Regions from separate parts of the Homo sapiens genome. Here region 1 is linked to region 2. The links are chromatin contacts, found by Hi-C or POLR2A ChIA-PET in ENCODE. All regions are on one chromosome and are shown on one strand. The core of a region is the stretch at or near the end of the contact, and the rest is flanking DNA. Distances in the headings are between cores, read along the strand shown. Region 1 overlaps LOC105375158 (a long non-coding RNA gene). Region 2 has its middle 110 kb from the start of ARL4A.

Region 1 (5,166 bases), core at 2,305-4,804, 240 kb before region 2:
ACATATGTCAAGATGGGCTGGTAATTATCATCAGCTTTTATGTTTAATGGTGATAGGATGTTATTACAGCCGTCATTATCTACCAGTGTCTTATAATCAAGTTTAAACATAGTCTCAGGGTAGCAGAGCCCAACTCTGTGATTTAGCAACAGGGAAAAAAGTGCACTTCATGAAAGGTTTTAAACATACCAAAGAAGAAAACAAAGTCACTTACACAGAGTTACAACTAATGCTCACTTCTTCCTGGGTTTCTCTCCCTGGCCTTAATGCCTGCAGAAAAGCAGTCTCTTTGTAGTGTTTACACGTATCATCACTTCTATGATTATGAGATCATTTTTTCTCCTCAAATTTTTTCAGTGATTTTTCTGTGTCTCAGAATAAAGCAAACATCCTTATAATGGTCAATAAGGTCCTGCATAATCCAGCCATTCACTGACTTAATCGACATGTTTCATTCTTGCCTATTACTCTGTTTTAGCTTCACTGGCCTCCTTGCAATTCCTCTAAAAGAGTAAACATGCTCCTGCCTCACGAACTTTAATTTCGTCCAGTCTTGGTCACCCTCTCTCTTCCCTCCCTGCATCATTTTTCTCCATGGCGTATATTCTCTTTCCTGTCATGCTTCCTCCTATGTAGTCTGAATAAATTTTGCATTAATCGGAAACTTTTTACCTTACGTATTTTCACACCATTGCATATAGTGTACTTAAATACCGTTACTGACATCTGAATGATCTAATCTGAAATAAATCTAAGCCATTATTTAATCACAAATCATTCTTATTTTCTTAATTTCCCTTATGCACATAAACTTTCATGAGTTTCCATAAAATGCAATTTTTTAATGTCAGCTGAAATAAAGAGTATACAGTAATTCAACAATCACATGAGGGTAAACATGAATGACTTTGTTGTTATTCTGCCTTTCCTCTCTTTGAGTTGCTTTTTAATTATTAAATAAAGAAAATGAATTTATTTTGTGGATATTTATATTTCCAGCACCTTGCACCGTGCCTGGCACATATTGGATAATTAATGAATGTTAGTTACATTAAACAATGTGTAATTTAGTAATATAATTACTTAATAATTAGTAATTTTAATTAGTAATAGGATAATTTCTAAATCCATCTTTCAAACCATGCACTCTATAATTTTTTGTCTTTCCCTAGTTTCAAAAATATGTAAATATTAAAACAAGCTAATTCCTATGATCTTTCTGTTTTCAAAGGCATACTGATTAACTTTTTCACTTTCCAGTTAAATTCATTCTTTACAATGATGTCAACATCTACATATCTCTTAAAATGATATGTGTTCTCATTGACATCACATAAATATACTACAAATTTTCCGAACTTGGGGACTAATCTTTTAAATAAAATTCTATGCCAAAGAAAAAGCCAGCGTTTCTCTGAGTTTCTAAAATTTAAAAAGGGCATTCAACCAATTTTAATTTTAGAGTTACACATTCTGAGGCTGTGACAAGTTTAACTTAATATTTCACATTTTGGTCTAAACTGTGTTGTTTTGTAAATTGTAGTAGATTCACAGGGCTGCTGTAACAAAGTAACACAAACCGGGTGATTTAAAATTACAGAAATTTATTGTCTCACAGTTCTGAAGACTAGAAGTCCAAAATCAAGGTATCAGCAGGACTGTGCTCCCTATGAAACTTGCAGGGGAAAAATCTCCCTTGTCTCTTCCTAGCTCCTTATGGTTTCTGGCAATCGGTGTTCCTTGGCTTGCAGCTCCCATCTCTGCCTCTGTTGTCACATGGAGCTCTCCCCTTGTGTGTCTCTGTGTCTTTTTCTCATAAAAATACCAGTCCTGTTGGATAACAGAACCACCCTACCCGAGTATGACCTCATCTTAACTAATTATATGTGCAATGACCTCATTTACAAATAAGGTATCATTCTGAAATACTGGGAATTTCAATATATCTTTTTTGAAGACACAAATCCATAGTATAATCATTTTCCTAAAGATGGTAAAAATTGTAAGTCAAGACTTCAGACGTTAGTAAGAGCATTTCATTGATTCTTGCAGTAAAACGTGTTTGATAACAAGACAGGAGAAAGGTATTCCAGACTATTCCCATGGCACGTATGTTTAAAGCCACAGTGTTGTACAATTCATGGTGAATCTGAGGAATTATGTTTTGAAATAAATGAGGCAGAAAAACTGGTTTCAAAAATAATAGAAAATAATGCCTACAGAAAAATCCAAATAATAAATATAGAATTAGTAAATTTGTTTTAAATCACCATTAAATACCACAGTAATAATTATTGCAGTGAAGATTCACTGATTAATGCTAAAAATTAGTGAATAAAACTTTAAGAAGAAATAGATATTTACAGAAGAGTCTCAAATACCTCCCTTAAATCATTTATTCATTACCACGTGGTTTTGACACAACTTTAAACTTTGATATTCCTTCCTCCTTCCAGGTGATATAGCATAATTCTCTCTCCATTAACTGTGGGCTGAACTTAGTAACCTACTTCTAATGAACTAAGTATGGAGAGGGAAAAACTGTAAAGCTTACGGTAGAGAAACCTGACAGACACTGCCTTACAATCAAAAGATCAAGGTGAACGTCACCAGTCATAAGTCATGTTGATATCATGTACCCCTATACTATGTGATGAGAAGGGCACCTGGCCTCTGTGATATTCTTCCCCAAATTCCACAACCCGAGTCTAATCATAAGAAAACCCCAGTTAAGGTACATTCTGCAAAATACCTGACCTGTACTCTTCAAAAGTGTCAATGTCTTCCACGACTGAGATACGTTCATATATTGCCAACCAAGGAGACATGACAACGAAATACAACATGGACCTGTGAATTCAATCCTGCAACAGAAAATGGAAACCAATGGGAAAACTGTTGAAATCCAAATAGAGTCTAAAAATCCTACAAATGTTAATTTTTAAATTCTGTGGTTATATGAGATGTTACACAGGGGAAGAAATGTGAGAAATACACAAGAACTGTCTGTGCTGTCTTTGCAACTGCCCTGTAAATCTCAAATTATTTCTGAATCAGAGGTTCTTAAAAAAAAATAAAAGAATGGAACAACAATTTTAGTAACATTAGTATAAGTAAGGGAATCCTCTCCCCCAAAACTAGTGAAAACCTGGGAAAAAATGTAATATCAATTTCAGGGCTCTAGCATTTGACCAATGGGAAAGCACACATTGAGAAGTGTTTACACATACAAAGCTGCTAGATCTCTGGCTAATAACAATGGGAATCTACAGTCCCATCCTTGCTGGGCAGCATACAGCACAGGCAGAAGGTATAATCCAACTGTGAGCAGAGTGTAAAACCAAATGTCTAGTAGTGTTGTCAGTGAAAGTAACAAGTTCAGTAGGAAACAAATAGTAAAACCTGTATCTCTGCAACCATGAGGTTACTGTCCCAATTGGGACAAGCAATGCATGATCCAGAAATGTAACAGGGACACCCTGTAAATAAGAAAGCCATAGAAAGAGTAGGTAAGCACACATTCCTGGCTGACTCAGAAATTACACATATTTGCAGGAGAGATCCAAGGGCCTGGCAGAAAGTAAAAGCTGAAACAGACTTTAAAGTTGCTTGAATTTTGAATGTTTTTCTTTTACCTATACACAATTACATTGTCAAATAGAAGCCTCATAGGTTTGAGGCATTTGACTGTAAGTTCTGCCCAAACCATTGGTTAATCACATAGCAGTGCCTACAAGGAAATGACCCCTGGAAATCAGGAATTAAAAAAGAAGAAAAATATTGTAAAGAGATATAAATAGCTGAATACCATGGCAAGACAGATCCCACAGTTTAAGTACAGGCACAAACAAAATCACAAAATAAAATAATATCCAAAAACCTTTAGAAAAAGCAATCAAAATCCAGTCTTACTATAGTATATCACATAAAATTGTCCAGCTTTGACCAGAAACTTAGGAGTGATGTGGAAATGCATATTTGAAAAGCATATGGAATAAATTAGTCAATAGAAAGTGATTTTGAGTGGACCCTATGTTGGATTAAGCAAAGATTGCTACAAAATAGTTACAAAGTAGCTATTACAAATACATTTCAAAAATTAAGAAAAACTACGTTAAAATGAGTAAAGGATAATATGCTGACAACGATTCAAGAAATAGGAAAATTCGATGGACAAACAGAACATATAAACAATAAACAAACAGAGAATCCAGGATAGAAAAGTGTAACATTTAAAATAATCCACAGGCTGGGTTTTTTTGTGAGACAGAGTCTCGCTCTGTCGCCCAGGCTGGAGTGCAGTGGCGCGATCTCGGCTCACTGCAACCTCCCACTGCCGGGTTCAAGCGATTCTCTCACCTCCGCCTCCTGAGTAGCTGGGACTACAGGCGCACGTCACCATGCCAGGCTAATTTTTTCTATTTTTAGTAGAGATGGGGTTTCACCAGGCTGGCCAGGCTCATCCTGAACTCCTGACCTAGTGATCCGCCCACCTCGGCCTCACAAAGTGCTGGGATTACAGGCATAAGCCACCGCACCCGGCAGGCTGGTCTTAAATACAGTTATGAGGTAGCCGAATGAACCGTCTTCCATTTATGATTCACAGTTCTTTGAAAGCAGGTGCCAAGTACTTGCTTCATATTAAGCTTAATTTTTATCCCTCTTTGCATTTACAAAGAAAGTGGCAGAGGACATAATAACAAAATGAGACTACACACACATGCACACACACAGACACACACACGCACACAGACACACACACACATACAGTGACAATGACAACCATCACGAACTAAAAACAGAAATCTGAAGGCTATAAATAGGTTAAGGAGAGATGTGGCATGTGGCAGAGACAGACAATAGTGACCAATATTGATTACAAAGTTTTTAAAAATCATATGTCTTAACGTATTAAACACTACATAAAGTTTTTCATGACTTTTTTTTTTAAAAAATATTTTACTGAAACAAAAAAATAGTGAGGATCAAGGTGAGAATTTCTGGCCACGTAATATATAAAAGTTACATAATAAGAGATTTGCCACAAACAAACTTCCCTTGTTTTATCACTATGTAGTATGTGGACCTAACTGTGTCTTGACTGCAATTAAATGAATTAAAATAAGCCAACATATAGGTGAATTAAATTTTTCATCACAATACTTG
Region 2 (5,701 bases), core at 1,728-4,227:
AACTGTAACCATGGTTATCTTTGAGAAAGTAAACGGGAATACAGGATTGGGGTAGCAAGAGAATTTATTTTCATGGTATACCTTTTTACAACCCTCAGATAGTTTAATATGTACATTATTAATTTTCAGAATTAATAATAGTAGGCTTTTCAAACATCATGACAATTAATTGTGATATGTTTTGTCAAACAGTACTGTACTGATGCCTGTGCTTCTGTTCCTTTTACGTGCCTCTTCACTTTCTGATGGTTCCATTCCTAAATTATTAAGTTGTGAGCAGTTGTGCTCTTCAGCAGGTTTAACTTAGAAATGCTCATATCCCATCTTCTTTTGTGCCTACTCACACAGCACATGCTATCTGATTTATTGTCTTATCTCTCACTTGCCCCCACAATGGGCTCCCATTGCATATGTTGTTAAAGAAATTGATAACTGAGTCATCCCAATATTGATCCATAAAGAACTCTACAGTTAACATTTATCCGTAAAAGAATTACTATCAAGGAAATGTATCACCTCCTTTGTTATCATTATTAAGATTTTTAAAATACTCTTGGCCAGGCACAGTGGCTCACACCTGCAATCCCAGCACTTTGGGAGGCCTAGGTGGGAGGATCGCTTGAGCTCAGGAGTTTGAGAACAGCCTAGGCAACAAGGCAAAATCCCATCTCTACAAAAAGTACAAAAATCAGCCAGGTGTGGTGGTGCATGCCTGCTGTCCCAGCTACTCAGGAGGCTGAGGTGGGAGGATCGCTTCTAGGTCACTGCAATGAGCCATGATCACGCCACTGCACTCCCGGGTGACAGAGTGACCCTGTCTTAAAAAACAAAACTAAACTGACAGAAAATCCTCTTGTTATAAAGTACGAGCTTAAGTTTAAAACAACAACAACAACAACAACAACAAAAACTGATATACCCCTTCCCATGGATCACTTTGTTCCTAGTACAACCCAGATTAACACCAAATATTTAAGTCAAATTTCTGTGTACTACAAAATGTCCACCTGAAGTCCAAAATATATAGGTTCTTGTTAAAGACCTTGTTAATGGATTTTTTAAACATCAGGATATAATATGTCTACATAAAAGATTTTTCTTAAATCAAGTAAAGGAAATAATTAGCTCTTCCCCAGTAAATGTAAGATTGAGAATTATTTTGTGAGAAGGTAAGCAAATAGTTTTGGGAAATAAATACTCAGTTAAAAAAAAACAGTGGCTGAGATCATCCTGTTTTAACACATATTATGTTATAATATAAAACAAACATTTCTGAGGAGCCATGTAGAAACGAATCTTTTCTCTTTGAATTATTTTGTATTACTGGCCACACAGTAAAAAAGCGAATTCTGTCCGTCTGTGTTCACATATGTGTCATAACTGCACTTATTTGCTCTGCAAATACAAAGTTTAATGAGTGTAGACACTTGTACATCCATCACCGGGCTTGTTATACTCTAGGTTAATGCAGCACCAATCAAACGGCAGATATCTAAAATCTTGCCAATTCTCTGTGAAACATGCATGGTTTAAGTATATTATTATGTTAAACAAATAGAAGATGGCCAGGAAAGACGAATCCGTATCTTAAAACAATTGCTGTCAAATGAGTAATATGAAGTAGAAAAGGTATTTAAAGTTCAAATTAAAGTTTACAAGCCTTGGGAAGAGGAAAAATTGGTATTTTCAATGTTGCTTTGCCACATTCTTTAGTCTTTTGTTAAATAAAAATGCCAAGAGAGTTAAAAAATAAGAATTCTTCTTTAGCCTAATAAAAGTTTCTTGTTTGGACTCCATTTTCATATATATTAAAAAAAATAAGTTCTGTCTGAAGGCTGGGTTTTTAAGATTGGGCCAAAAAGAGACCACACCTGGTATGGCCTTACATCAATGCCACCATCATTCTGGGCTCCTAAATGTTCATGAAATTTCTTCTTCTGTCTAATCTTGCCTCATCAAGTCTCTTCAAAACCAAATCTAAAAGAGCCAGATGCAACAGGAAGAAGAGGACTCATAGAATTAGCAGATGATGTCTTCCTACTATTTGTTTAGTTTCCAGTAGTCTGAAGTGCGACTTTTCCAGTATGCAGACTAAGGGGTTTAAGGAAACTCTATAACCCAGATAAAGCACTGAGGTCAGAAAAATTGAAGAGAAATTCATCATAATTAAGAGCACAATTGTTTAAAAAAATGCAAATTTATTTCAACAACTGTATTTGAATATCTTCATGAAAGTGCACTCCATACATCTGTTTTCCTCCTGTGGCTATTTTCTCATCTTTCTCCCATGATTTTGGATCCTGCCTTCCAAGTAACATTCATTAAGCATTCAGCAAGATCATACAGGAGGTTTAAACAATGATGATTGTTATTCAGACACACCTCAAATCAAAACATGTCCTAGAAAACATAATAAATTTTGGAAGCCTGACTTACTAACCTTGTTAACTTGCATTACAGGAATGAGTCCTCTTCTTTGATTCCACTCTGTTTATGTTGTGTATAAATCAGGATTCCAATACAGAACAGATAGCACACTCAAATCAGGATAACTTGAGTAGGATGTATTTACAAAAAGACTATTTACAGAGGTGTGGGTGTAGGAGAATCACAATGGGTAGTGTAAGAATGCTAAGTTGGTAAGGAGTTAACACCCCTAAGTCCAAAAGGACACAGGGAAGAAGTTATTGAAACTGGGAGAGAGCCATGTGGAGAAGTTCACCTTGAAAGGGTAAGCGACCTTCCAAGGAGAGCACAGCAGCCCTAGGGGATCTGGCAGAGTCTCTTTCCTTCCTCTGTTTTCCAGCACACCAGGAAGCAGGAGGACATGGGAACCTTGATTGCCTCAAGCAGCAGTGCCACCTTAGGCAAACTTCCCATAAGCTATCAAGGGAAATAAAAACATCTAGATCTTTCGCAGTGGTTCTCTAAAGGCTCAGCCTAATTAAAAGCCAGAGGGTGCAGGAGCCAGGTGATAAAGATTATAAATGAGTCATCATCCTGGGGCAAAGGCAAGCATGGAAAAATGAAGTCTTAATCAGAAGATAGTCAACATACTCTCTGTGCCTACACATACTCCTTAACACACAAACAGACTCAAATACATCATTGAAAAGCTCTCAGAAAGGAATTTTCCTTGGAAATCACTTCATTGATGTCTTTCATGTTCAAAATTTCCACCATTAGATACTTCAGATATTTAAAACTTCTGATAATCTATAAATTTTGGATAGTATTGGTAGTAAAATGGAAAGGAAAAAAAGAAACTAAGTTTTTGAATACTAGCTCCTTTACATATCTTATCTCACTTAATCTTCAAAATGACTCTATTAGCTATACATTATTATCCATGTTTTACTGATAATTTGAAACTCAGATAGTTCAAATAACTTGCCTAAAGCCACATAGGAAATACAAGGGAAATCATAGAACCCAGGCCTGCCTGATTCTAAAGCCTATTCAGCTTATACTTCAGCACTGCTGCACTTGAGCACTTTAACCCAAAATAGTTTAATACTTTCCTGGCAGAGGACAGGGCAGGTAAGAGTTAACTAAAGATATAAAAGGGGAGAATTGGTCGTCCGGAGTCCAATGTCTATCAGGTAGAATATAAAAGGGAAATTCCTAAAGGTGAAAGGACTGGGATAGTTAGGAAAGAGTTGATATCTAGGGAGAAATGGAAATAAAAGGAGAGATTAAATACAATCTGTGCATTCCTCCCACTGCCCCATCTTGTTAAACCAGCCCAGCCACTTTTCAGTGTCCATGGACTTTGCACCTTAGGTTTACACCCTTCCACATAGGAAGCATTTTATAATGTCTGCAGTGATGCAATACCTCACCCCTAATAATAATTTCAACTGCCTCCCATCTTGCCCTACTCTTACCTGCAATGGACTAATGACTATCTTGAGGGCCGATGACTCTCCCGGTTGTATCTGACTTTGTACACGTGTGCTGTGACAGTAAAATTAAACCTGCATACTCAGATAGGAGGATGTTCTTCTCAAAGAGTTTACATCTTGATAGCATAAAATGAGTCAGTGAATCAAGGCAGGGATAACGATTTCATAGAAATCATAAAGGGAATATGCTATTAGACTTGAGAATTAATTTGCACAGAGAACCAACAACGTGGAACCCAAATATGAATGTGTCCTCTCTGCTTTAAGGAGTCTGCAAGCAAGAAACCATTCCACAAGCAAGAAAATCCATGCATCTGTCATTTTTTTCCCAGAGGCAAAAAAAAGCAACTGGAAGTGACTAGCAAGAAAGATTACAGAGTTATGCTCTTCTTCTTCTTCAAGATGGACTCAGTGCCCTACTATGGCATTCAATATTTTCTTTTTTAGAACAGAGCTAGAAACCTCTAAAAACAGAACACAAAGAAATAACTTCCAGGGTTGGGCAGGCACTCCCTGAGCAATGGGGAATTACCAGCATACTTTTATTTTTGACTCAAATTCCACAGTTGTCATAAGGCCAAACATTCTTCTACCTTCTTCCATTTCCACACTGGATTCTACAGAACTTATTTGTGAACGATACGTTTACCCAGCTCGCCTCCCTGCCTGAACTGTGAAATCATTTCAAACAGCTAACTGGATAAAAAGCTTAAAATAGGGTGGCCTTTATTCTTTATCAGCTTAAAATTGCCAAGCAGCAGCCAACTTAAGCTTTGAAGAAATGTAGAAGATCTTTGGAGCTATTTATATTTTCTTTACCATCCATGGAATGATTTAATTCAGAACTACAGTAAATGAGACTCTAGATCCTGGAGTATTTTTGATCAAATATCTGGATGGGCTAGGCTACTTTAAATTACTCATATGGTTCAGAAATCAACAGTTTGCAAATTGTTTGGAAACTGAGAGACAGTTTGAAAACACTGTTTCTCCATAAAATTCATACAAATCATAGTACATAATAATATGCAATATTTATATTATGATCAATATGTACATATATTGATGTGTCTTGATGCAAGAACTCCTAGTCTGTTAATGAGGAATGTAGGATTTAAGAAGTCTCTGCCACAAATTACCTGGGAATTTCTGGTGATGTCACTTAAACCCTATGCCTCAGATTCCTTTTCTGTTAAATGAAAAGGTTGGATTAATACAGTTTTCAAGTGACAATCTGAAGAGGATTCAGCTCTCTGAAGGGGTGACTTAGCTGCCATTACTGGAGGTGGCAATTAGGTCTTCTCTCAATCCCCCTGCCACCCCGCAACCATGATCACCATCAAAGCAGCTCCACATTTTTAGTTTTTGTGTCAGATTTTGCTTGAAGACCACTTTTAAAATCTTTAAAAGCACTGACTACTGTATCTCTTTGACCAAATTTGTGACTCTGAATTTTCATTTTCATTGACATATGGGTGTGTTTTTTTGCAAATCAAATATCATTTCCTCTGATGTATGAAATAGGTATTAAAAAAAGTGTGTCCAACAAGATATATATGTACAACAATGATAATCATATTTTATTCTTCTGAAAACGAGCAAACTCCTCTGCTTGGATATATTTCTATACTTTTCCTGATCCTAATGCTCTACTATTTACATTTGAACAGTTTAAGAAGACCTAAGTGGGTTTTAAAAGTTGGGTAGGAACTAACTGGTAACTGGCAGAATAACATCTCTCTTTGAAATGACTGAATTATATAATTGGTCCTCCAAAACACATAAATATACAAATA

What was found. Hi-C counts contacts between places; a loop is a spot of excess contacts on that map. ChIA-PET counts read pairs that join two places held with the same protein, here RNA polymerase II (POLR2A).
Region 1: a map of HCT116 shows a loop between it and region 2 (2.9-fold over the local background). The contact joins two enhancer-like sites. A Hi-C loop is called at or near these places in 1 of 168 maps with a recorded cell type or tissue (HCT116). POLR2A ChIA-PET finds 5 or more read pairs at or near these places in 2 of 52 experiments (Caco-2 and naive thymus-derived CD4-positive, alpha-beta T cell).

Annotation. Positions count from the first base shown.
Region 1 is chr7:13,041,164-13,046,329 of GRCh38, reverse strand. LOC105375158 (a long non-coding RNA gene) reads right to left here. Exons shown (of 3, transcript XR_927044.3): 2 at 2,758-2,864. Among named protein-coding and RNA genes, the nearest start is that of ARL4A, 360 kb to the right of the region's middle. Within about 2 kb of position 3,554, at least 2 of the 41 ENCODE cell types and tissues checked have a DNase peak (open chromatin) inside an H3K27ac peak, as active enhancers do; they include HCT116, where a contact is called at or near this core.
Region 2 is chr7:12,799,472-12,805,172 of GRCh38, reverse strand. No RefSeq gene overlaps it. Among named protein-coding and RNA genes, the nearest start is that of ARL4A, 110 kb to the right of the region's middle. Within about 2 kb of position 2,977, at least 4 of the 41 ENCODE cell types and tissues checked have a DNase peak (open chromatin) inside an H3K27ac peak, as active enhancers do; they include HCT116, where a contact is called at or near this core.